3 separate regions of the Homo sapiens genome follow, and regions 2 and 3 are each linked to region 1. Evidence: chromatin loops called from intact Hi-C (ENCODE). Cell type or tissue: CD4-positive, alpha-beta T cell. All regions are shown on one strand.

The links. A loop is a pair of places that touch in the nucleus more often than their neighbours do. Peaks named below come from ENCODE experiments on the same cell type or tissue, not always from the same donor. Only the 100,000 strongest peaks of a DNase experiment are listed, where the experiment ranks them.
Region 2: a loop joins it to region 1, with 6 times the contacts of the local background. A loop is called at or near these places in 3 of 110 quality-filtered maps.
Region 3: a loop joins it to region 1, with 8 times the contacts of the local background. A loop is called at or near these places in 5 of 110 quality-filtered maps.

Annotation. Positions count from the first base shown.
Region 1 is chr19:40,344,429-40,352,428 of GRCh38, forward strand. It overlaps C19orf47 (chromosome 19 open reading frame 47), which reads right to left and starts at 3,969. Exons shown (of 9, transcript NM_001256441.2): 1 at 3,896-3,969. It overlaps PLD3 (phospholipase D family member 3), which reads left to right and starts at 4,267. Exons shown (of 13, transcript NM_012268.4): 1 at 4,267-4,340. RefSeq lists a silencer at 3,844-3,933 and an enhancer at 3,924-4,213. In CD4-positive, alpha-beta T cell, no CTCF peak of the experiment used is centred here; DNase peaks (open chromatin) are centred at 4,123, 4,683 and 4,853; H3K4me3 peaks cover 1,982 bases; H3K27ac peaks cover 1,208 bases.
Region 2 is chr19:42,320,992-42,328,991 of GRCh38, forward strand. TMEM145 (transmembrane protein 145) reads left to right here. Exons shown (of 15, transcript NM_173633.3): 14 at 2,592-2,798; 15 at 3,746-4,073. The coding sequence ends at 3,826. MEGF8 (multiple EGF like domains 8) reads left to right here and starts at 4,644. Exons shown (of 42, transcript NM_001271938.2): 1 at 4,644-5,439. The coding sequence starts at 5,253. RefSeq lists silencers at 4,570-4,759, 4,800-4,939, 5,160-5,229, 5,240-5,309. In CD4-positive, alpha-beta T cell, CTCF peaks have their summits at 4,303 (motif pointing left), 5,203 and 5,409; DNase peaks (open chromatin) are centred at 2,739, 3,650, 3,830 and 4,440; H3K4me3 peaks cover 2,258 bases; H3K27ac peaks cover 567 bases; H3K27me3 peaks cover 1,603 bases.
Region 3 is chr19:40,187,057-40,195,056 of GRCh38, forward strand. It overlaps MAP3K10 (mitogen-activated protein kinase kinase kinase 10), which reads left to right and starts at 4,370. Exons shown (of 10, transcript NM_002446.4): 1 at 4,370-5,657. The coding sequence starts at 4,976. RefSeq lists an enhancer at 3,598-3,837 and silencers at 3,998-4,497, 4,768-5,067. In CD4-positive, alpha-beta T cell, no CTCF peak of the experiment used is centred here; DNase peaks (open chromatin) are centred at 3,625, 3,945, 4,355 and 5,125; H3K4me3 peaks cover 2,199 bases; H3K27ac peaks cover 1,401 bases.

The DNA of each region.
Region 1 (8,000 bases):
AGATCACACCACTGCACTCTAGCCTGAGTGACAGAGCAAGACTCTGTCTCAAAAAATAATAATGAAATAAAATACAGTACAACATGCATCTCTCAAAGAACAGCACGGAGAGGTCTCAGTAAGTCAGACAGAACATCTCACAAACCAAGCACTAACTATGCATCAGGACCAGCGCCAAGCATCATGCAGATGCATCCCAACAGCTCAGCAAGTGAGGACTATTATTAGCCCTGTTTTTATCGATGAAAAACCCCGACTCATTGAGGTGCAGTCGTTTGTCAAATGGCACATCTAGCAACTGACCTTACTGGGATTCAAAAACAAGTTCTTCCTGATTCTGACGTCCAGGGAATAGGTCCCATTGAGTGCTTACTATGTACCAGGAACTGAGCATATACACATCTCAGTCGCTCCTCACAACCACCCTCGGAAAGTTACAGATGAGAATGGCAGGTCCAAGATCACACAGCAAAAGGCTGGGCACAGTGGCTCAGGCCTGTCATCCCAGCACTTTAGGGTCAGGAGGATCCCTTGAGCCTAGGAGTTCAAGATCATATAGCAAGTAAAGGAAGCAGCAGGACTTGGACCCCACGCAGTCCAATGGCTATGGTTCATGCTGATTGAGGGATTACTACCAGCCAGGTACTATGGTCTGTTTTTCAATGTCTCAGTTAATGCTAACCAGAATCCTTTAAGTACTGGTATTCTCCCCCAAGTGCTACAGACCCTACTGAATTCAATTTCCTCTCTCCACAATCTTAAAAGCCCATCTCCAGCACTGACTTTCCGAATAGTGAAAATTATAATAGTGATTTTAAAGACAGCAGCTCCCAAAACTCAAGGGATTACCACATACCAGACTCCATGTGCTAAGCCCTTAGAAGACCTGTATCCAAATCCCAATTTTACCACGTCCTAATCCTGACTCTGGACAAGTAGCTTAACCTTTCTGACCTCACTTCCCTCAACTGCACAATAAGAATGGTAAGGCCGGGTACAGTAACTCACACCTGTAGTCCCAGCACTTTGGGAGGCCGAAGCAGGAGGATCTCTGGAGCCCAGGATTTTGAGGCCAGCCTGGGCAATATAGCGAGACCCTGTCACTGTTAAAAAAAAAAAAAAAAAAAAAAAAACTGGGCGTGGTGGCTCACGCCTGTAATCACAGCACTTTGGGAGGCTGAGGCGGGTGGATCACCTGAGGTCAGGAGTTCGAGACCAGCCTGGCCAATATGGTGAAACCCCATCTCTACTAAAAATACAAAAATTAGCCAGGCATGGTGGTGTATGCCTGTAATCCAAGCTACTCAGTAGGCTAAGGTGGGAGAATCGCTTCAACCCGGGGCGGGGGGGGGAGAGGTTGCAGTGAGCCAAGATTACGCCACTTCACTCCAGCCTGGGCAACAGAGCAAGACTCAGTCTCAAAAAAAAAAAAAAAAAAAGGAAAGGTGGCTGGGCGCAGTGGCTCATGCCTGTAATCCCAACGCTTTGGGAGGCCAAGGCAGTGGATCACAAGGTCAGGAGTTTGAGACCAGCCTGGCCAACATGGCGAAACTCCGCCTCTACTAAAAATACAAAAAATTAGCTGGGCATGGTGGCAGGCACCTGTAATCCCAGCTACTCGGGAGGCTGAGGCAGGAGAATCACTTGAACCCAGGAGGCAGAGGTTGCAGTGAGCCGAAACTGTACCACTACACTCCAGCCTGGGCAACAGAGTGAGACTCCATCTCAAAAAAAAAAAAAAAAGTAAGATTACCAATTCTTGGCCAGCACCTTGGGAGGCTGAGGCAGGTGGATAACCTGAGGTCAGGAATTCAAGACCAGCCTGGCCAACATAGTGAAACCCCTCTCTACTAAAAATACAAAAATTAGCCAGGCGTGGTGGTGGGCACCTGTAATCCTAGCTACTCAGGAGGCTGAGGCAGGAGAATTGCTTAAGCCCGGGAGGCAGAGGTTGCAGTGATCCAAGATCGCACCACTGCACTCCAGCCTGGGCAACAGAGCGAGACCTTGTCTCAAATAAATAAATAAATAAATAAATAAATAAATAAATAAATAAATAATAAAAATAAAAAAACACCATCTTAAAAAAAAAAAAAGAGGACCCTTTTTTTTTTTTGAGATGAAGTCCCACTCTGTCGCCCAGGCTGGAGTGCAGTGGCGTGATCTCGTCTCACTGCAACCTCTGCCTCCCAGGTTCAAGCAATTATCCTGCCTCAGCCTCCCAAGTAGCTGGGATTACAGGCCCCCACCACCATGCCCGGCTAATTTTCTGTAGTTTTAGTAGAGACGGGGTTTCACCGTGTTAGCCAGGATGGTCTCTATCTCCTGACCTCGTGATCCGCCCGTCTCGGCCTCCCAAAGTGCTAGGATTACAGGCGTGAGCCACCACGCCCAGCCAAGGACCCATTCTTAAAGGTGTTACAAGGATTAAACGAGTTAATAAACAGAGTCCTTAGAACAAAGATGCACGGCAGGTGGTTAAGTGCGATGTTAAGTGTGCATCAAATAAAACAAATCTTCAGTAAGCTAGGGAAACAGTGGGACAGTCACTGACTTAATGCTAGTTTTATACAAAGTGTGAGCTGGGAACAAGTATAAGGACAACTTAATGGGGGTCCATGGGATCTGACAACAGGGAATCACACAGTACAGGTTCTGAACAGTATCCCTATTCAAAGGGAATACGTAGTATTCCTTTTCAATTATCTTTCCATTTCAGTGTACAATGTAATGGGCTGTTCAGTTTCCATTGTATTTTACCTGAACTTTTCCTTCCTCTCATGGCCAGCAATGCTAGTTTTCCATTGAAGACAGCAATGCGCCGGGCACGGTGGCTCACACCTGTAATCCCAGCACTTTGGGAGGCAGAGGCGGGCAGATCACCTGAAGTCAGAAGTTCGAGACCAGCCTGACCAACATGCAGAAACCCCGTCTCTACTAAAATACAAAAAAAATTAGCCGGGCGTGGTGGCGCATGCCTGTAATCCCAGCTACTCGGAAGGTTGAGGCAGGAGAATCCCTTGAACCCAGGAAGCGGAGGTTGCGGTGAGACGAAATTGCACCATTGCACTCCAGCCTGGGCAACAAGAGCGAAACTCCGTCTCAAAGAAAAAAAAAAGAAGAAGACAGCAATGCAAATTTGCCTTCTCAAATTAACTTACTGGGGAAAAAAATGCACTAGTCATTATCAAGAAAAAGAAAAAAACTAGTACTTCAGGACTCAGCAAAATTGGTCAAATAGTAAGTGACAGGATGTCGATTTCCCCGGCTCCAATTCTAAGTTTTTCCTATTGCTGTCTCTGAGCTTTCTCCCCCAGCTTCCCTGGAATTCCCAGCTACACCAATGACTCTCAGAATCATTATCATTATAGTCCCAATCCACGAGCTCTCACTGTGCCAGCCCCTCTGCTTAAAATCTTTACACACACAGATTTCATCAGAATCCTCAAGACGACCCTATGATATTGGGACTATCTGCTCTCATTGTACAGATGAGAAAAAACGGGGTTCAAGGAAGCGAAGACACAGGCCCCACTGCCGCACAGTGGAGCGGGACTTGAACCAAAATTCGACGGCTTCCAAACCCAACAATTTTTCATACTAAGCGCTCAAACATCAATACTAATAATAATAGTATAGTAACGAAGTGAGCGTTATGCGGAGGCGCTGAGCTAAGGCATCCAACGTACACGACCTGACTTCTCACTCCCATTTATAAAGCCGGTGATACAGTCGGATTCTAACCCCCATTCCACAGGGGAGGAAACTGAGGCTCAAAGAAACAAATCGTAAGTCCGAAGCCGTACAACGGAGCCCGAACTGAGTCCAGACACCCGGACGCCACCCGTCCCTACCGCAACCGGCCCAGTCCCACCACCCCCGGCCCGCGCCTCACCTGGCCCACCGGGCCCGCGCCCACTCGCGCCGCCCGCCCTCCCTCCCGGCGGCGCCAACTGTCAGACACTCCTCCCCCGGCCCGGGCTGCCCGCCCCGGAAGCATCCTCTCACCGCCGGAAGCTGAACTGACTCGTCCGCGGCCGCTCTACCCCAACAGGCCGCCACCAGCGAGAGTGCGGCCATAACCATCACGTGACCGCCCACCGACACCAGCGAGAGTGCAGTCGTAACCGTCACGTGACCGCCCACCGTCGGCCCGGCGCTCCCCTCCGCCCGAAGCTAGCAAGCGGCGCGGCCAATGAGAAAGGCGCATGCCTGGCCCCCGCCGGCCTGCAGTCTAGCCGTAGTGCGCCTGCGCGCGGCTAGGAGGGGCCGTCAGGCGGGGATACAGCCTGGAAGGTGCGTGTGGGGCTGGGTCTCGGAGTGGGAGACGTGGAGTGCAGGTACTGTGCGATCTGGGGGCGCGGCGCCTCGGCTACCCTCCTCGTGTTGTCTTCCACGCTATAATGCATGGAATATAATATATATTATATGGAATATAATATATGGAATATAATATATATAATTATAGCGTTGTCTTCCACGCTATAATTTATGTCGTCCTCGGTCTCTTTATGTCACCATTCCTCTCCTTCTGTCTCATCCCACTTAAATCCTCACAACTCCTTCTGTCGCCATCACCCTCTTTAAATCCTCACAACTCCTCTTGTTGTCATCAACGCCCTTAACTCGCTTTCGTTCCCTGTAAGCCCTCTTTGCCACCATAGGTCGTAATCGCTCCCTTTAAATTCGTCATCGCCATATGTTACCTGCATCCTGCTTTTGTTGCCATTTCTCCTTTATAAAATCCTCATTTCTCTTTAAACCCTCATCATACCCCCAAGTCACCTTCGCATGGCTACTGTCCCCATCGCTCTTCTTAAATCGCGCTAATGCAACTCTTACGTCATCATTACCCCTTGTGTCTTTGTCCCTCCCTTGGCATCACTGTTCCTCTGACCAGTCACCATCCACTCCTCATGCTTCCAGTTTTCCCCATAAGGAGCCACCCAGCCTTACAGTTATTTTTCTTCCCTCCGTGTCTTCGTCATTTCCCCGTGTCACATCTCACATAACATACGGGGTACTGCAGCCCATTACCTGGGGTGTGTCAGAATCCCAGCCCCACCACTACACCTCTGGATACCTTGACTGCCTTATGGCACCTTTCCAATCCCAGCTTCATCTGCAAAATGCACACGGGGACATCCACATCAGGGCTGAGTGTGACGATTCTGTGAGTTTATTCTTGTGGTAGGCTCAGCTTGACATGGTGTTTTTGGCTAATATTGTTATTAACCATGTCACCCTCGGCCGGGTGCGGTGGCTCATGCCTGTAATCCCAGCACTTTAGGAGGCCAAGGTGGGCGGATCACCTGATGTCGGGAGTTCGAGACCAGCCTGATCAACATGGAGAAACCCCGTCTCTACTAAAAATACAAAATTAGCCGGGCGTGGTGGTGCATGCCTATAATCCCAGCTACTCGGGAGGCTGAGGCAGGAGAATGGCTTGAACCGGGGAGGTGGAGGTTGCAGTGAGCCGAGATCGCGCCATTGCACTCCAGCCTGGGCAACAAGAGCGAGACTCCGTCTCAAAAAAAAATAATAATAATAGGCCAGGCGCGGTGGCTCACGCCTGTAATCCCAGCACTTTGGGAGGCCGAGGCGGGCGGATCACCTCAGGTCGGAAGTTCGAGACCAGCCTGACCAACATGGAGAAACCCCATCTCTATTAAAAATACAAAATTAGCCAGGCATGGTGGCACATGCCTGTAATCCCAGCTACTCGGGAGGCTGAGACAGGAGAATCGTTCGAATCTGAGAGGCGGAGGTTGCAGTGAGCCTAGATCGTGCCATTGCACTGTAGCCTGGGCAACAAGAGCGAGACTCCGTCTCAAAAAAAAAAAAAAAAAAAAAAACTGCATGATCTTGGGCAACTAACTTAACCTCCCAGCGCCTCAGTTACTGCATCTGCAATATGGGAATGAAAACACAAATTAATCATTCTGCACATAATTCTTAAGCATGTACTATATATGTGCCCAACACTGCTAGACACTGGGGATACCTCAATGAACAATACAGACAAAAATATCTCGGCCTGGCGCAATGGCTCACACCTGTAATCCAAGCACTTTGGGAGGTGAAGTGGGTGGATCACCTGAGACCAGGAGTTTGAGACCAGCCTGGACAACATGGTGAAGCCCCATCTCTACTAAAAATGCAAAAATTAGCCAGGCATGGTGGCGCGCCCCTAAAATCTGAGCAACTCGGGAGGCTGAGGTGAGAGGATTGCTTGAACCCAGGAGGCGGAGGCTGCAGTGAGTTGAGATCGCACCACTGCACTCCAGCCTGGGTGACAGAGTGAGACCCCATCTCAAAAAAAAAAAAAAAATCTGGCCTTATGGACTGTGTACTACACTCTAGTGGGGGTAAGAGGCAATGGGTAAATAGGTAAGTAGATTATTGGATGTATTAGAAGGGGCATGGGGAATGTGGGGTCAAGGTTATAGTTTTAAATAGGGTGGTCAGGGAAAGCTTTCTGAGAAGGTGACATTTGAAACAAATACTTGAAGGAGAAGAGAGAGTAGGGCTGGGCACGGTGGCTCACGCCTGTGATCACAGCACTTTGGGAGGCTGAGGAAGGTGGATCGCTGGAGCTCAGGAGTTTGAGATCAGCCTGGGCAACATAGCGAAACCCCATCTCTACAAAAATTAGCCAGGTATGGTGGTGTGCGCCTGTGGTCCCAGCTACTTGGGAGGCTGAGAGGTGGGGGGATCGCTTGAGCCTGGGAGTTCGAGGCTGCAGTGAGCCATGATTTTGCCAATACACTCCAGCCTGGGCAACAGACGGAGACCCTGTCTCAAAACAAAAAAACAAAACAAAACAAAAAAACGGCCAGGCGTAGTGGCTCATGCCTATAATCCCAGCACTTTGGGAGGCCAAGGCTGGCAGATCACCTGAGGTCAGGAGTTCGAGACCAGCCTGACTAACATGGTGAAACCTCGTCTCTACTAAAATTACAAAAAATTAGGCAGGCATAGTGGCAGACACCTGTAATCCCAGCTATTCAGGAGGCTGAGGCAGGAGAATCGCTTGAACCAGGGAGGCGGAGGTTGCAGTGAACTGAGATTGCGCCATTGCACTCCAGCCTGGGCGACAGCGAGATTCTGTCTCAAAAAAAGAGAGAGAGAAAGAAAGAGTGACATGGCCCTCTGGGGGAACAGCATGCTGGGCAAAGAGAACAGCAAAAGCAAAAGTCTTGCGGTAGGAGCAAGCTTGGAATATTTAAGGAATAGCAAGGAGGTCAGTGAGAGAGGAGAGGGGCAAGAGACGACATTGGAGGGGTGATGGGGCACATCGTGGAAGGCCTTGTGAGCCATGCAGAAGGCTGGCTTTTACTCCCAGTGAGGTGGGTGCCACAGGAGGATGTGGAGCCGAGGAGGGATGCGGTCCAGTGTGACATGAAGCCATCACCCTGAGCTGTGGCAGCTCCAGAACTTCTACCCAGGATCGACTAGTGAGAGGCAGCCTTATTGGAAAGAGAGCCAGAATCTTCTTCAGTCCGCACTCACATATCCTTTATGTTGGGAGAAAGTTTCAAATATCCCTGTCAAAGATCGAGACCGGGCGTGGTGGTTCACGCCTATAATCCCAGCACTTTGGGAGGCTGAGGCGGGCGGATCACTTGAGGTCAGGAGTTCGAAACCACCCTGACCAACATGGTGAAACCTCATCTCTACCAAAATTATATAAAATTAGCTGGGCGTTGTGGCTTGTGCCTGTAATCCCAGCTACTCAGGAGGCTGAGGCAGGAAAATCGCTTGAACCCGGGAGGCAGAGGTTGCAGTGAGCCGAGATCACACCACTTCACTCCAGCCTGGGCAACAGAGCAAGACTCCATCTCAGATAAATAAATAAATAGTCATAAAATTTGAGGGCAGGCTAGGGAAATGCTAACGGAATTTTTGAGAGGCCGGCGCCACCACGGGGTTCAGCTGCTGTCCCAGACGGTGGGGGGCAGGCAGCAGGGGATCTACAGATGATGAACAACAGGAGAGGC
Region 2 (8,000 bases), 2.0 Mb after region 1:
TCCTCTCTCTTTGCCCTCCCTTCCCATTTCCATTCCTGACCCTGTGTCCCCAGATTCTTCCATTTCTCTTTTGTATCCCCACTGCCTTCCCCACCCTCCTTGATCTCTCCACTCTCCCCCTGCCCCTGCCCAAATTCTGCCATCACAGGCCACTGTTCAGGAAGAAGCATCTGGGGTGGCACAGGGTGAAGCTTTTGGGCTCCTGGGTCGGCAACAGGAGGGTACAGCACCACATCTTTTTTTTTTTTTTTTGAGACGGAGTCTCACTCTGTCACTAGGCTGGAGTGCAGTGGCGCGATCTTGGCTCACTGCAACCTCCACCTCCCAGGTTCTCCTGCCTCAGCCTCCGGAGTAGCTGGGACTACAGGAGCACGCCACCATGCCCGGTTAAGTGGTTTTTTTTTTTTTTTTTTTTTGAGACGGAGTCTTGCTCTGTTGCCCAGGCTGGAGTGCAGAGGTGCGATCTCGGCTCACTGCAACTTCTGCCTCCCAAGTTCATGCCATTCCCCTGCCTCAGCCTCCCTAGTAGCTGGGACTACAGGCGCCCACCACCACGCCTAGCAAATTTTTTTTGTATTTTTAGTAGAGACGGGGTTTCACTATGTTGGCCAGGATGGTCTCGATCTCCTGACCTCATGATCCGCCCGCCTCGGCCTCCCAAAGTGCTGGGATTACAGGAGTGAGCCACTGCGCCTGGCCCCCACCACGTCTATTCTTTGCCCTGGTTCACATCCTATCTGACATTCTTGGTGACAGTTCTAATATTCATTAATTTATTCATCAATTGTTCACTGGGCACCTGTCTTGAACCAGTCTGTTTCATTCTAGGAACATCCATATGCATTTACTCCTGCCCTCTTGTTTAATTGTCAGAGCAGCTCCAGGAGAGGGTGGATAATTGACATTGTTCCCACTACACAGAGCGGGGAAGCTAAGGCCCAGAGAGGAGAAGTGACGTGCCAGGGCTCCGTGGCCTTTGGCGGCAGGCAAATACTTTGAACCCTATCCTTCTCCAGCAGACCACAAGGTCTGAAATGAAGGGGAACCAGAAAGGGCAACAGGCATGACCCAGTGTCCCAGCTTCTGACTCCAGGGATCTACAACGTACCCCGTGTAGGGAGTGGGCCCAGCCACCGAGGGAGGGGACAGGTCCCCATCCTTTGCCTCAGAGGCTGACATAGGTACAGACTCGCTCACCTTCCCAGGCTGGTCTATCCTGAAGCTCTGCAGGAAGTCAGAAAGGGACAGAAAGAGGAGAAATGCTGAGAACCCATCATGTGCTGGGCTCTGCACCAGTGGTTTTCATTTCCACCCTCTCATCTTTCCAAGTAGGCGCTACAGTCCCTTTTCCCCACAGCGAGGCTCAGGGAGTTTAATCAACATGCCCCAGATCCCATACTCAGTGAGCTACAGATCCCAGAGGCGGGATGCAGGCTCAGAACGGCAAGCACAGCGCCCTTCCTGCTGTATCTCAGCCAGCTTCCTTCCTAAGGATGCTCACGTTAGCTCAGCACAGCTCCACCTGGGTATCTCAACGCTCATTGCTTTCAGCTCCTTGTTCATTTTTTTCAGCACAACCTTAGAAGAGCTGTGTTAGGTTTCCGGGATATGGCGGTGGAGTCACACCCAGTCCCTGCCTTCACAGCCTATCAGACTAACTGGTACCAGACATCCCTACATTCCACCAATATTTATTTATTTATTTATTTATTTTAAATTTTTTTTTTTTGAGATGGAATCTTCCTCTGTCGTCCAGGTTGGAGTGCAGTGGCATGATCTCGGCTCACTGCAACCTCTGCCTCCTGGGTTCAAGCAATTCTCCTGCCTTAGCCTCCCAAGTAGCTGGGATTACAGGCGCACCACCACACCTGGCTAATTTTTGTATTTTTAGTAGAGATGGAGTTTCACCATGTTGGCCATGCTGGTCTCAAACTCCTGACCTCAGGTGATCCGCCCGCCTCGGCCTCCCCAAGTGCTGGGATTACAGGCGTGAGCCATGGCGCCTTGCCCACCAATATTTACTGAAGGCTTATATGCGCCAGGCATGGTTCTAGAAGGTACTAGGGACTCAGTAGGGAACAGAAGAGTCTGGTTCCTGCCTCATCGAGACATTTTAGAGTCTATTAGTTGCTGTCCAATTGAACTTTCTGTATTTATGAAAATATCCTATTACCTGCACTTTCCAATATGGGAGCTACTAACCACATGTGGCTGTTGAGCACTTGAATGTGGGTAGTGCATAGTGAGTGTGTAGTGAGGAGTGTGACCAAAATTTAAATTTTATTTTGATTAAATTTAAGCTACATGCAGCCAGTGGCTATCATACAGTGCAGGACGCTGACCCTAAGCAATCAGTGACAGCTCAGTGATCAGGCCTCTGATGGAGGAAGCACAGGCCGAGTTTTGTTGAAGGGAAAAGGTGAGGGTCCAGGGCATTTGGAGAGCCCAGAGGGGACGCCTAATCCAGTGTGAATGGCTTCAGGGAAGTGTGGTGGATGTCAACTGAAAGGGAATCCTTCGGACCCCAAGTTTATGGGGACAGCCTCCGGCCTGACAGTGCCTCTCACACCTGCTCCTGGCCCTGGCCTCAGATCATGACCCGCCCATCAGCGGCCAACAAGAACTTCCCGTACCACGTGCGCACGTCGCAGATCGCTTCAGCCGGAGTCCCTGGACCCGGAGGGAGCCAATCCGCTGACAAGGCCTTCCCGCAGCACGTCTATGGGAACGTGACGTTTATCAGCGACTCGGTGCCCAACTTCACGGAGCTCTTCTCCATCCCCCCGCCCGCCACCTCCGTAAGCCCCGCGGCCCCAGCGCCCGAGGAGCTGCTGGCGCCGCCCCTGGAGTACCTGACCCCGCTCCCGGCCCCGCCGCCGCCCCCAGCGCCCGGACCCCTGAGCCCTCCTCCTGCCTTTCGCACTCCCCGCGCCCCAACACCGCGCCGCGACCGTCCCCTGGCGCCCGCGCCCACCCTGCCTGACTGGGTTCTGGCGCTGTTGCGCACACCCCCGCAGACTCCCTGCGCCGTGCCCCCACCGCCCGCCTTCCGCGGCTCTCCCCCAGCTCCCCGGCCGCCGCCGGAGTTCGCCCCGCGCGCCCCGACGCCGCCCTTTGAGTACCTGGCCCCGCTGCCCAGGCGCCCCGCCACCCAGTCCTTCCCTGACTGACAACGTGCGTCCACACCTGGGGTGGAAGGGTTCTCCGGGGGAGGGGGACGGGCCTTCGGGGCCGCATCTGCCCCCCGAGGGTCCCGGACGGCCTCTGACCCTGACCCCCCTCCCAGGCCGGGAAGCAGGTGGAGGAGACAGCGGTGGCGGCGGCGGTGGCCCCGAGGGGCCGCGTGGTGACCATGGCCGAGCCGGGCGCAGCCTCCCCCCCACTTCCCGCTCGGTTCCCCAAGGCGGCCGACTCGGGCTGGGACGGCCCGACGCCGCCCTACCAGCCGCTCGTGCCCCAGACGGCAGCGCCGCACACCGGCTTCACCGAATACTTCAGCATGCACACGGCCGGGGGCACTGCACCCCCGGTCTGAGCACCCCTGCCCGCCCCTGCCCCATGGGCCATGACCGGGCCCCGGCCGGGCTCCGGACCCCTGCTTTATCCCGGCCCGAGAGCTCGCCCATCCCCGGCCTTCCCGACCCTTCCCACCCCGCGCGCCCAGGTTGGGTACGCTGCGTCCCGCCCCCCTCCCCTCTGTGCCAAACGGTCCCGCGGGAGCCGCTCTCCCCGTCCCCTCCCTCAGCCCCTGCCCCGAGCGGCGCCGGATTCTGGGCTCCCGCTGTTCCGTGACCTCCGGCCCCCTGGCCCCCTTCGAGACCTCTGACCCCGCTGGACTCCGGAACACCCGTGGTGACCGCCGGGACCCTGCCTGTGACTCTCCAGGACTCTGCGACCCCGGGATGGATATTGCGATGCTGGTCTCGACCCTGAAACCCTCCCTCGGATCTGTGACCTCGGACCCGTACTCCATCTGCCGCATCTCCATTCCGGGGGCCTTCCCTCGGGTCCCTGGCAGAAAGACATTTTACCCCTTCTTGCCAAAATAAAAAAGGATTCGTTTTTATCTATAACATGGCTTCTTTTGCATCTTGATGGTGTTCAGCGGCGGGGCTGAGCCAGAACTATGTCAGGCTCGGGACCTCAGTGTGTCCATCTGTGAAATGGGAATTTGGAACCGGAGGCAGGGGCCTGTATAACCTGATCTTTATGTTGCCCCAGAATGTGGGAACATTGAAGATGATCAAACATCTAGCAGGGTCTTGCACCGCTCCTTTATTTTTGCCTTCCTTTCCTCACTCAGAGGTAGAGGCGCCCTCCAGTGGCCCATGCTTTGCTGAACCACAGGCACCCAGAGTTTGGGTTACGATCTTAGCACTGCGCATATGTGTATTTCTCTCCCTCCAGGAGGACGCTGCTGCGCATGCGGTTGGGAACAAATGGGCGGGGATTTCCCCGGAAGTCTCCCTTTATGGAGGGTTGGGGTTGGGCGCTCCGCAGTCCTCCCAGGGCCGCTCTGACCGGCCGCTCTGTAACTTCTCGCCTCCTCTTCGCCGTCCCTCCCACAGCGGCTGCTCGGCTCCCGCCCCCTCGCCCTCCCACAGCGGGTCTTCCCGCGGCCGCTCTGGCCCAAGCGTCCCCTCGTCTCTCTGATCTGGCCCATCCGGCTTCGGAGGGAGGCGAGGGTGGGTGAGCAAAGGGATTGGGTCTGTGGGGTCCAGGCCCGAACCCCTGAAGACGGGCTCCGCCCCCGGCACCCGCTCGCGCCCCGCCCCCGGCTGGAGGAGTCTCTCCTGGACCATCCGAACCTAGCCTGTCCCGGCCCGCAGCCTCTATGGAGGCTCCTGCCGGGCCGTAGAGCCCTTCGCCCCCTGGGGACCCACCCGTCTATAAGGTCCGTTTGGCCTGCAGCAGCCTGAGTCCGTAATGCTGGGCACTGTTCATGGGATCGGCCCCCTATGGAGCCCTGTGTCTATAGGGGACTCCTACGGTCCCTAGGGTTCGGCCCCGTCCATAATGACTCCATATACAGGGCCTTCCATCGCTCTATAGGGCTCAGCCCTCGGCTTCCAGAGCCTGTCAGCAGTGGCCGTACCCTTCGCCGGGACTGCCGGGTCTCCGGGACCTCTTCGATCTACAAGGTCATGTTATGCCTATAGAGGTCGCATTTGCAGGGCCTCACCCCGGGTAGAGGGTCCTCTCCAGGTTTTTACGGCCTGTCCCCGCTCTAAGGGTCAGTGCAGGAGGCGGCGATGGCCCTGGGCAAGGTTCTGGCCATGGCACTGGTTTTGGCCTTGGCCGTGCTGGGGTCGCTGTCCCCTGGGGCCCGGGCGGGGGACTGCAAGGGGCAGCGGCAGGTGCTGCGGGAGGCGCCAGGCTTCGTGACGGATGGTGCGGGCAACTACAGCGTCAATGGCAACTGCGAGTGGCTCATCGAGGGTGAGTGGGGCCGCGTGGGTCACTCACTAATTCGCTGGTAGTTCATTCATGTGTGCATTCATCCACTCACCACATTCCCAGAGCTCGGTTCTGGTCCAGGCCTTTTGCTCTAAAATGCCTGACACCCAGGGTTGCAGCCAACCTGGGCCCTGCCCTGGAAGGCCTCCAAGTCTGGTGGGGGAGATGCACCTACACCCAGATTTACAATTACAAGACAGGAGCATCAGTGCCGGGCCTTCTGAGTAACTGTTAAGAACTCAGGGTCTGGGTCCAATCATTTGGCTTTGAATTTGGTTCTACTACTACTACTTTTTTTTTTTTTTTTTTTTGAGATGGGGGCCTCACTCTGTCACCCAGGCTGGAGTGCAATGGTACCAACACAATTTACTTACTGCAGCCTCGACCTCCTGGGCTCAAGTGATCCTCCCACCTCAGCCTCCCAAGTAACTGAGTGTGTAGAGACAGAGTCTCACCATGTCGCCCAGGCTAGTCCTGAACTCTTGGGCTCAAACGATCCTCGCACCTCAGCCTCCCAAAGTGTTGGGATTGTAGGTGTGAGCCACTGTGCCTGGCTTCTTATTATTAGCTTTGTGACTTTGAGCAGGTGGTTTTCTTTCTCTGAGGTTCTGTTTCCTTCCCCCACAAATGGGATAACAACAGTACTCACCTCATAGAGTTGTTGGAATGAAATGAAAACAGGTATTTAACATGCCTGATGTGTGGCATATAGTAACTGTTCAATAAATGGCATTAGGATTATTGTTGTTGTTATTTGTGAAGTACTTCAATAAAAGCATTTTTCTTCAGTCATTCATGTGCCAGACATTATGTTTCCCATTGGACATAGCCCAGACTGAGACAGCTCCAGCAATCCCTGGTGACTTAGGTCTTGGAGTCTAGTTGGGGAGACAAACACATTAATAGTGAGAGACAAGAGTGGTCTTTGATGGAGGAACCCCAGAGGCCTGGGAGAGCCCAGAGAAAGTGCCTGATCTGGGGCCGGGGAGAACAGAGAGGCTTCCTGGAGGAGGAAATGTCTAAGCTGAGACTTAAAGGACCAATAGGAATCTGTCAGGAGTGGGAGGAAAGGCCCCAGCCCTACCCTTCTGGGCTCCCAGTCAGTGGGAGAGACAAACCCACTCCGAGGCTGTTTGTTTTCCTTTTCCACCCAATAAACTCCTATGCATGCCTCAGAACCCTGCCCCAGTGGCTCTTTCTCTGTGAAGACATGTGGCTTAACCTGGGGTATAGCTGAGATCAGAGGCATCTGTACGAGGGAGCAGAAGGGCATTCCAGGCAAGAATAGCTGTGCAAAGGCGGGGAAGCGGGAGAGTGATGCTTTTGAAGAACTAGAAATCCAGTGTGTTAAAACATAGAATACTGGCAGGGTATGGTGGCTCATGCCTGTAATCCCAGCACTTTGGGAGGCCGAGGCCGGCAGATCGCCTGAAGTCAGGAGTTTGAGACCAGCCTGGGCAGTATGGTGAAACCCCATCTCTACTAAAAATACAAAAATTAGCTGGGTGTGATGGCGCGCGCCTGTAGTCCCAGCTTCTCAGGAGGCTGAGGCACAAGAATCACTTGAACCTGGAGGTTGCAGTGAGCCAATATTGTGCCACTACGCTCCAGTCTGGGCGGCAGAGCGAGACTCCATCTGAAACAAAAACAAAAACATAGAATACAAGACAACGAATGAGCCAGAGGCTGCAGGGTGGGAGGAGCCAGCAGGTGTAGGGCTCTGTGATTTTGAGCTGTATCCTGAGGGCAATACAGGGGTGAAAGAGAAGTTGAAAGGCAGTACCTGCAGAAGCCCAGGAAGGCCTCACAGAGTAGTGGATGTAAAAGCTGGCCTCCAGACAGGGGAGGTCCTGGGCAAAGGCCAGAGGTGTGACAGAGCCTGGATCATGCAGGGCCTCCCTTGGGAGGCTGTGGAGCTTTGTCTTTGTCTGGGGGCTCTGGGGAGCTATGGAAGGGTTTTGAGCAGGGAGAGGACATGATCTGATTTATGTTTTAGAAGATCTCTCTGGCTGCTGTGTGGGGTATGGATGAAGGCCTGTTTCTCAGTGATAGCATGTCTACCTGTTCCCAGCTTGGGGGCCATTCCTGTCAAGCTAGTGGGATGAGAACAGAATAGGAAGTGTGTGTGTGTGTGTGTGTGTGGCGAAGGGGTCTGTGTGCTGGATATAAATCACTCTCTGGCCTTAAAGAGTCCCAGACTGGTTAGGCCAGGTGCGGTGGCTCACGCCTGTAATCCCAGCACTTTGGGAGACCAAGTGGGGCGGATCACCTGACGTCAGGCTTTAGAGACCAGCCTGGCCGACATGAAGAAACCCCCTCTCTACTAAAACTACAAAAATTAGCCCTGCGTGGTGGCGCACATCTGTGGTTCCAGCCTGGGTGACAGAGCGAGACTCTACCTCAAAAAAAAAGAAAAAACGTCTCAGACTGGTTGGGAATGGTGGGGCTGGACACAGATATTCAGCCCCCAGTGTGTTCACTGAGACAGTGCTCAGGGCTAAGAAGGAAAGTGGAGGGGTGGGGTGGATGTACCTAGGGAGGAA
Region 3 (8,000 bases), 160 kb before region 1:
CCAGAAAATTCCATTTATGAAAACAAATGCAGGCCAGGCACAGTGGCTCATGCCTGTAATCCCAGCACCTTGGGAGGCCAAGGCAGGTGGATTCCTTGAGGCCAGGATTTGGAGACCACTCCGGCCAACATGGCAAAACCCCATGTCTACTAAAAATGTAACAATTAGCTGGGCACAGTGGCATGCGCCTATAGTCTCAGCTCTGGAGGCTGAGGTGGGAGAATCGCTTGAACCCAGGAGGTGGGTGAGCTGAGATATCACCACTGCACTATAGCCTGGATGACACAGCAAGGCTGTCTCAAAAAAAAAAAAAAAAGAAAAGAAAAGAAAAGAAATGCAAAACAACCCTAAATAAAGTATTATTAAATCAAATCCAGCAATGGTGAAAGCAAGAAAGAGGAGATAATCAACATTAATGGATTAAAGGCAGAAAAACCATCTGATTGCATAAATAAATGCATAAAAAGCATTTGATAAAATGTAACACCTGCATTTAAAAAAGAAAGAAAGAAAGAAAGAAAGAAAAATCTCTAGCAAGTTAGGAATAGAACCTGATAAAGGACTTCTACTAGAAATCTACTGAAAGCATCATATTTAATGATGAAACCTTAGGATCATTCCCTTAAATGTCTAGGACAAGACAAGAATTGTCCATTAATACCACTGCCATTCAACATTGTATTGGAACTCCTAGCCAAAGAGGAGAGGATTAAGAAAAAAAGCATAGACATCAGATTTTTTAAAGCTGTAATTTTTTTCTTTTTTCTGGACAACAGGATCATCTAGCTAGAAAATCGAAGAGAATTATCTGTCAAGCTATTCTAGAACAAGCAAGAGTGAGTTCAACAAGGCAGCCAAATCCAAGATAATTTTTTTTCTTTTTTTTTTTGAGATGGAGTCTCACTCTGTCACCAGGCTGGAGTGCAGTGGCGCAATCTCGGCTCACTGCAACCTCTGCCACCCGGTTCAAGCGATTCCCCTGCCTCAGCCTCCCGAGCAGCTGGGATTACAGGTGACTGCCACCATGCCCTGACTAAATTTGTATTTTTAGTAGAGACAGGGTTTCACCATGTTGGCCAGGCTGGTCTTGAACTCCTGACCTTGTGATCCACCCGCCTTGGCCTCCCAAAGTGCTGGGATTACAGGCGTGAGCCACCGCACCGGGCCCAGAGACAACCTGTTCTGCAGCCCATTTGCTTCTTCCAGAGTCTCCCTCTGTCGTCCGGGCTAGAGTACACTGGCTCGATCTCGGCTCACTGCAACCTCCGCCTCCCAGGTTCAAGCGATTCTCCTGCCTCAGCCTCCTGAGTAGCTGAGATTACAGGCACCTGCCACCACGCCTGGCTAATTTTTGTATTTTTAGTAGAGATGAGGTTTCACCATGTTGTCCAGGCTGGTCTCAAACTCCTGACCTCAGGTGATTTGCCTGCCTCAGCCTCCCAAAGTGCTGCGATTACAGGTGTGTGAGCCACCGCCCCCACCCTCTATTTGCTTCTTTGAGATGAATCACCCCATAAATGATTGGTAAACAGAGTAATGATGTCAGCATAACACAAGCATGTTGGTTAACATGCAATTTTCTCCAGGAAGTTAACATTTTGAAGCAATCAGGGCCAAGCTTTCTCACAGTTAAAGGGGAAGCCTTAGTACTAAAAGAAGATCTTCAGAGGAAAAAGCTGCAAATCTACAGAAGTGTCTTCCTTTGGATCCACGGTGGCTGGTTTAGTGACTTCAAAGACCACCATATTTGTCACAGTGTTATGCCTATGGCAAATCCATGAATGCAGATGAAGAAATTGCAAATATATTTCTCCCATATTAAAATAACAGATTAATGAAAAAGATCACACCTTGGATCACATTTCGAGTTTTGATGAAAATGATCCCCATCAATAGTTAATATCTCCAACCAGCATCCCCAAAGAGGAAGCATAAGCCCCACCTTCAAGGCTGCAAAGTGCTGCTGAAAGCAAATGCTCATGGAAATTTACCTATTCTAGTGTTTCTATTAGCATCATTATTGGTTTTGTAGCACTCTGAATATAAAGTTGTATACAAGAGGCCGGGCATGGTGCCTCACACCTGTAATCCCAGCACTTTGAGAGGCCAAGGCGGGCGGATCACGAGGTCAGGAGATCGAGACTATCCTGGCCAACATGGTGAAACCCTGTCTCTACTAAAAATACAAAAATTAGCTGGGCATGGTGGCGCCCACCTGTAATTCCAACTACTCGGAAGGCTGAAGCAGGAGAATCACTTGAACCAGGGAGTCGGAGGTTGTGGTATGCCAAGACCGTGCCACTGCACTCCAGCCTGGCAACAGAGTGAGACTCCATCTCAAAAAAAAAAAAAGTTGTATACAGGTTTTTATTTTTACTTTTTTTTTTTTGAGTCAGGGTCTCGCTCTGTCTCTCAGGCTGGAGTGCAGTCAGTGCCACAATCACAGCTCACAGTAGCCTCGACCTCCTGGGCTCAGGTAATACCCCTATACCTCAGTCTCCCGAGTAGCTGGGAACACAGGTGCACACCACCACACCCGCCTAATTTTTTATTTTTTTGTAGAGACGGAGTCTCCCTATGTTGCCCAGGCTAGTCTGAAACTCCTGGACTCCAGTAATTCTCCCTCCTCGGCCTCTGAAAGTGCTGGGATTACAGGCATGAGCCACCGTGCCCAGCTAGTTGCATATATTTTGAGCAATCTGTCTCTAACTCTATTTTTTCCATGAAGTCTTGTTAATTTTAGTGCACCGTTTTGAAGAACTGAAGGTTTTTTAAGAATGCATATAGCAGGTTATAGCAGAAACACTTATACTCAGAATGAAGCTGGGGCTCTCTCTTCCAACAAGCATTTTTGATATGCTCCGAGTGTCCCTGCTAGGTAGCCAGGAGACCAGGTAACCCACTTCCCTCTGACAATGGAACAATTCCCCAAGGACCCTGAGGGGCAGTTCTCTGGAGTTTGGGCACTAGAGTCCCTCTTATTTCCTCTTCTTCTCTCCTCCCTCTAGACCCCATACCACTCAGGAGAGGCCAAGTAAAAAGACCCAGAATTTTGCCTCTTACAAGCTTAGAGATCTTGAAGAAGTCACTGAACCTCTGCGGGACCTACTTTCCTCATTCTTTAAATAGAAAGGCAGTGGGTTTTTTGTTTGTTTGTTTTTTGTTGTTTTTTTTTTTGTTGTTGTTGTTTTTGTTAATCGTGGCGATGGTTATTTATTTATTTATTTATTTTGAGACGGAGTCTTGCCCTGTCGTCCAGGCTGGAGTGCTGTGGCGTGATCTTGGCTCACTGCAACCTCCACCTCCCAGGTTCAAGCGATTCTCCTGCCTCAGCCTCCCGAGTAGCTGGGATAGATTACAGGCGCACACCACCACGCCCGGCTAATTTTTTTTTTTTTTTTTAAATAGTAGAGACGGGGGTTTCACCATGCTGGCCAGGCTGGTCACGAACTCCTGGCCTCGTGATCCGCCCGCCTTGGCCTCCCATAGCGCTGAGATTACAGGCGTGAGCCACCGCGCCCGGCCTGGTTGTTAATTTTTAAAACTGCCTTTCATTTTTGCTTTGCCATTTATAGCTCTGTAGCCTTGCACAAATGACTTCACTTCTCTATGAGTCATCTGTAAAATGGGGCTCTTTGTGAAGACTTAACGATACCACGTGTACAAAGCACTGAATACAACATGCACATTAAGCTCCCCGAAATTGAAACTCCTATAAAATAGGAATCGGGGATTCTCAAGAGCAGGAGTTCTGACTTCAGCAGAGGAACCCAGAGCTGGTGGGGAAAGCAGACGTGGCTGTGACATCCCCAGGGACACTAAACACATCCTCCCAGCCCCATCTTCCCCGCAGAGTCCCGCCACCGGCCCGACCCCTAACTTGCTCCAACCACCCGCCGACGCCCGCAGCCCGCTGTTTGGGGGCCGCCCCCTGCAGCGCCAGGTCCCCGCGCGGACTACAGTTCCCAGCGTACATCTCGGTCGGGGGGTCCGAGGGGCCGTCCTGCCTCAGGGATAAGGTCCAGGCTGCGTTCGCGGCTCCGGGCAGTCACAGTCATGCACGCAGCTCCTATTTTTCGCGTTGCTAATCGCGTCCGTTGCAGTCCAACCCATCCTGGGCCGCGGCCCCCACAGGGTCTGTGAGGAGCGCTTCCCCCCGCCCCGGGCGCCCGCTACGCCGCGTCCGAAGGAGGGGCCGAGGCCGGGCTCATCTCCCCGGGAGGACTCCTTCGGCTTCGTGGGGTGTCATGTCCATTGCGGCCCGAGGCTGGCCGCGGGGCTCTGCTGGAGGGCGCTGAGAGCCGGGCCCCGAGGCCGCACGGCCGGAGACTACAACTCCCAGGAGGCACCGCGGCGGCGGCGCCCACACGTCACTCGGGCCCCGCCGGTGGCCCGGGGAAGCAGCACGGGCGGGGGGCAGGGGCTGGGGCCGACCGGGAGGCCGGTGCCAAGGATGGGGGCCGCCCGGCTGCCCCGCGCGTGAGGAGGCCGAGGGGCGCGCCACCCCGGCCCGGGGCGGCCGCCCCAGGGGCCCCGCCACCCCCGCCCGGCCCGGCAGTCGTGGCCCGGGATGCGGAGCCGGGGGCCGCCGGTGGAGCTGCGCGGGGTGAGCGGCGCGGGGAACGGGGACTGCCTGCCGCCCTCGCCCTCGTCCCCCACCGGCGGACCCCGGCGGGCATTCGAGAGCCGCGCGGCCAGGCCCTCTTAGCCCTCTGCCGTTTGGGGGGCACGGGTGAACCTGCCGCCCCACTCCCACCCCGCCCCGCCCCGCCCGTACAGCCAAATCGGAAGGGACGAGCCTGCCCTTTGAAAGGGTTTTTTTTCTTGCTCCTGCGGAGGGCGCCCCAGCCATGGCCCTCAGGAGCTCCCTAGACCCCGCAGGGACTGCCCTCCATCCCGGCCGCCGGGGCCCGCCCTCTGCATCCCGCGGGCAGCCTGTGTGAAGCGGCCTCCCGCAGCCCCCGGCCCCTCCCCCATGGAGGAGGAGGAGGGGGCGGTGGCCAAGGAGTGGGGCACGACCCCCGCGGGGCCCGTCTGGACCGCGGTGTTCGACTACGAGGCGGCGGGCGACGAGGAGCTGACCCTGCGGAGGGGCGATCGCGTCCAGGTGCTTTCCCAAGACTGTGCGGTGTCCGGCGACGAGGGCTGGTGGACCGGGCAGCTCCCCAGCGGCCGCGTGGGCGTCTTCCCCAGCAACTACGTGGCCCCCGGCGCCCCCGCTGCACCCGCGGGCCTCCAGCTGCCCCAGGAGATCCCCTTCCACGAGCTGCAGCTAGAGGAGATCATCGGTGTGGGGGGCTTTGGCAAGGTCTATCGGGCCCTGTGGCGTGGCGAGGAGGTGGCAGTCAAGGCCGCCCGGCTGGACCCTGAGAAGGACCCGGCAGTGACAGCGGAGCAGGTGTGCCAGGAAGCCCGGCTCTTTGGAGCCCTGCAGCACCCCAACATAATTGCCCTTAGGGGCGCCTGCCTCAACCCCCCACACCTCTGCCTAGTGATGGAGTATGCCCGGGGTGGTGCACTGAGCAGGGTGCTGGCAGGTCGCCGGGTGCCACCTCACGTGCTGGTCAACTGGGCTGTGCAGGTGGCCCGGGGCATGAACTACCTACACAATGATGCCCCTGTGCCCATCATCCACCGGGACCTCAAGTCCATCAACAGTAAGTGGTGTCCTCTCCCCAAAATTCCTTCCACAGAACCTCTCAAGGCCAGGCCTAGGTGGTGGGAAACAGGGTGAGGGACACCAGATGACACTGTGCCTGGAGTGAGAAGGGGCAGCAGTATGATACCTTCAGGGTGAAGGTGAGGTAGGCCTTGCCTGCCTTAAGGGAGAAAAAGGAGGCTCAGAAAGGTTGAAGGACTTACCTGCCTCCCAGGCTGCAGAGTCACAATCGCTCAGTAAACATGTATCCATGAACACCTGCGTTCCCTGCATGAACAGGACAGATGCAGTGCCTGCCTTCAAGGTGCTTGCCATCCAGCCATGCTGCCAGAGTCCACCAGGCAGAGACAAAAAGAGCCTACCCCGTCTGGAGTCAGTGTCTCTCAACCCCAGCACTATTGGCACTTGAGGCCAGATCATTGTTGTAGGGGCTGTCCTGTAAATTGTGAGTTGCTTAGCGGCATCTTTAGCCTCTTCCCACTAGATGTCATTAGCATTCCCTGCCCCCTCTCCCCAGCTATGACAACCAAAAGTGTCTCCAGGCATTGCAAATGTCCCCTGGGGGGCAGAATCACCCCCAGTTGAGAACCATTTCCTGGAGTCTTCATAGGCCGAGCTGGCCAAGGCAAACTGGAAAAGATGAGGGAGGAATTAAATTGATGTGGCTTATATAAAAGCTTCCAGGCTGCCTGATAGGTTCTCCAAAGTTGATTGGTTGGTTGAATAAATAATGGAGCCAGGTAGAAGGGAACATTCTGCAAGACTCATTTCTAGATGGAAGAGCTTCATGTGGTGTCAACAAGTATTAATTGAGCACCTATTAAGCAGGAGCCCAGCTGGGAGTAAGACAGCCATGGTTTCTGCCCTGACAGTACTCACAGGCTAGCAATTTCATTCATTCATTCCACAGATATTTCCAGAGTGCTGTGTGCCAGACCCTGTCCCAGGGATACAGCAAGAAAAAAAAAATCTTACATTCCTGGCTCTCCCATTCGTGCTGTGCCCCATCTCACTCCCTTTCATTTCTTCATTCATTTGTTCATTCTTCCATTTGGTATTTACCAGGCCAGATCATGTGCTAAGCAAAGGCATCAGCAGTGGAGAAGGCCAGCATGTCCCCGGCCCTCACGTCACTCACAGTTAAGCCCCAAAATGTGAAGGTGCCCCCTTTGCTCTCAACACCCACATCTCATCTATTCCTGATTTCTGTCACTTCTACATCTTGAAATTTATTTTAATCCATCCCACTATTTTTAGGAATATATTGCTATTCCCCACCCATAGCAATTGTAAGCCCCTAGAATAGAGGGACTGCATCTTCCTTGCCTCCCAAGCCTGACATTTGTATATCAACAGAGAGCTTGGCTGGGCGCGGTGGCTCACGCCTGTAATCCCAGCACTTTGGGAGGCCGACGTGGGTGCATCACCCGAGGTCAGGAGTTCGAGACCAGCCTGACCAATATGGTGAAACCCCTTCTCTACTAAAAATACAAAAATTAGCTGGGCATGGTGGCATGCATCTGTAATCCCAGCTACTCAGGCTGAGGCAGAAGAATCGCTTGAAACCAGGAGGTGGAGGTTGCAGTGAGCCGAGATTGCACCACTGCACTCCAGCCTGGGTGACAGAGCAAGATTCCATCGCAAAAAAAAAAAGCTAACATGTGACCACGATGTGCCAGAGCTGGTGCTGTGTCTGGGGAACTGATGCTTATGCCCCAGCACCTCTGAAATGTTGGGTAAATGGAGGCAGGGCCACCCAGCATGCTCCTGTTGAAGGCTGGGACTCCTCAGCCCTTCCTCACCTCTGCTGATTGACAGCACGCCCCACACCCCCAGGTTTTTTGTAGCCAGTGCTATCTGGTCAAAGGGTCAGTGGGCCTCTTATGGCCAGGGCTTCCTCCCGGGGTGATGGGTCTGCTCTGTGCCAGAAACAGAGGACACAGCGCCTCCACAGCACTGCTTCCCCACTCATCCTACCCTAAGGAGCGCCTCATCTGCCATCATTCATTCATTGGTTCATTCCACCAGTAATTCTTAAGTGCCTACTCTTACTAGGCACTGCCTCAGCTCTGGGATTACAGAAGTGAACAAGGCAAGATTTCTCCCTCCCCCAGCTATGGAATTTATATTCCGGTGAACAGGAATAAATGATGGATAGATGGATACCAAAATTTCAGAGAGTATCAGGGGCTCTCAGTGGACTAAGGCAAAGGCTGGAGCAGAGGGTTCTCTTTATTTAGATCGGGTGGTCAGGGAAGGCAACATTTGAGCAGAGACCTGAACAAAGGGGACCCAGCTTTACAAAGATCTGGGGAAGGGGAACAGTGGGGCACATGCCCTG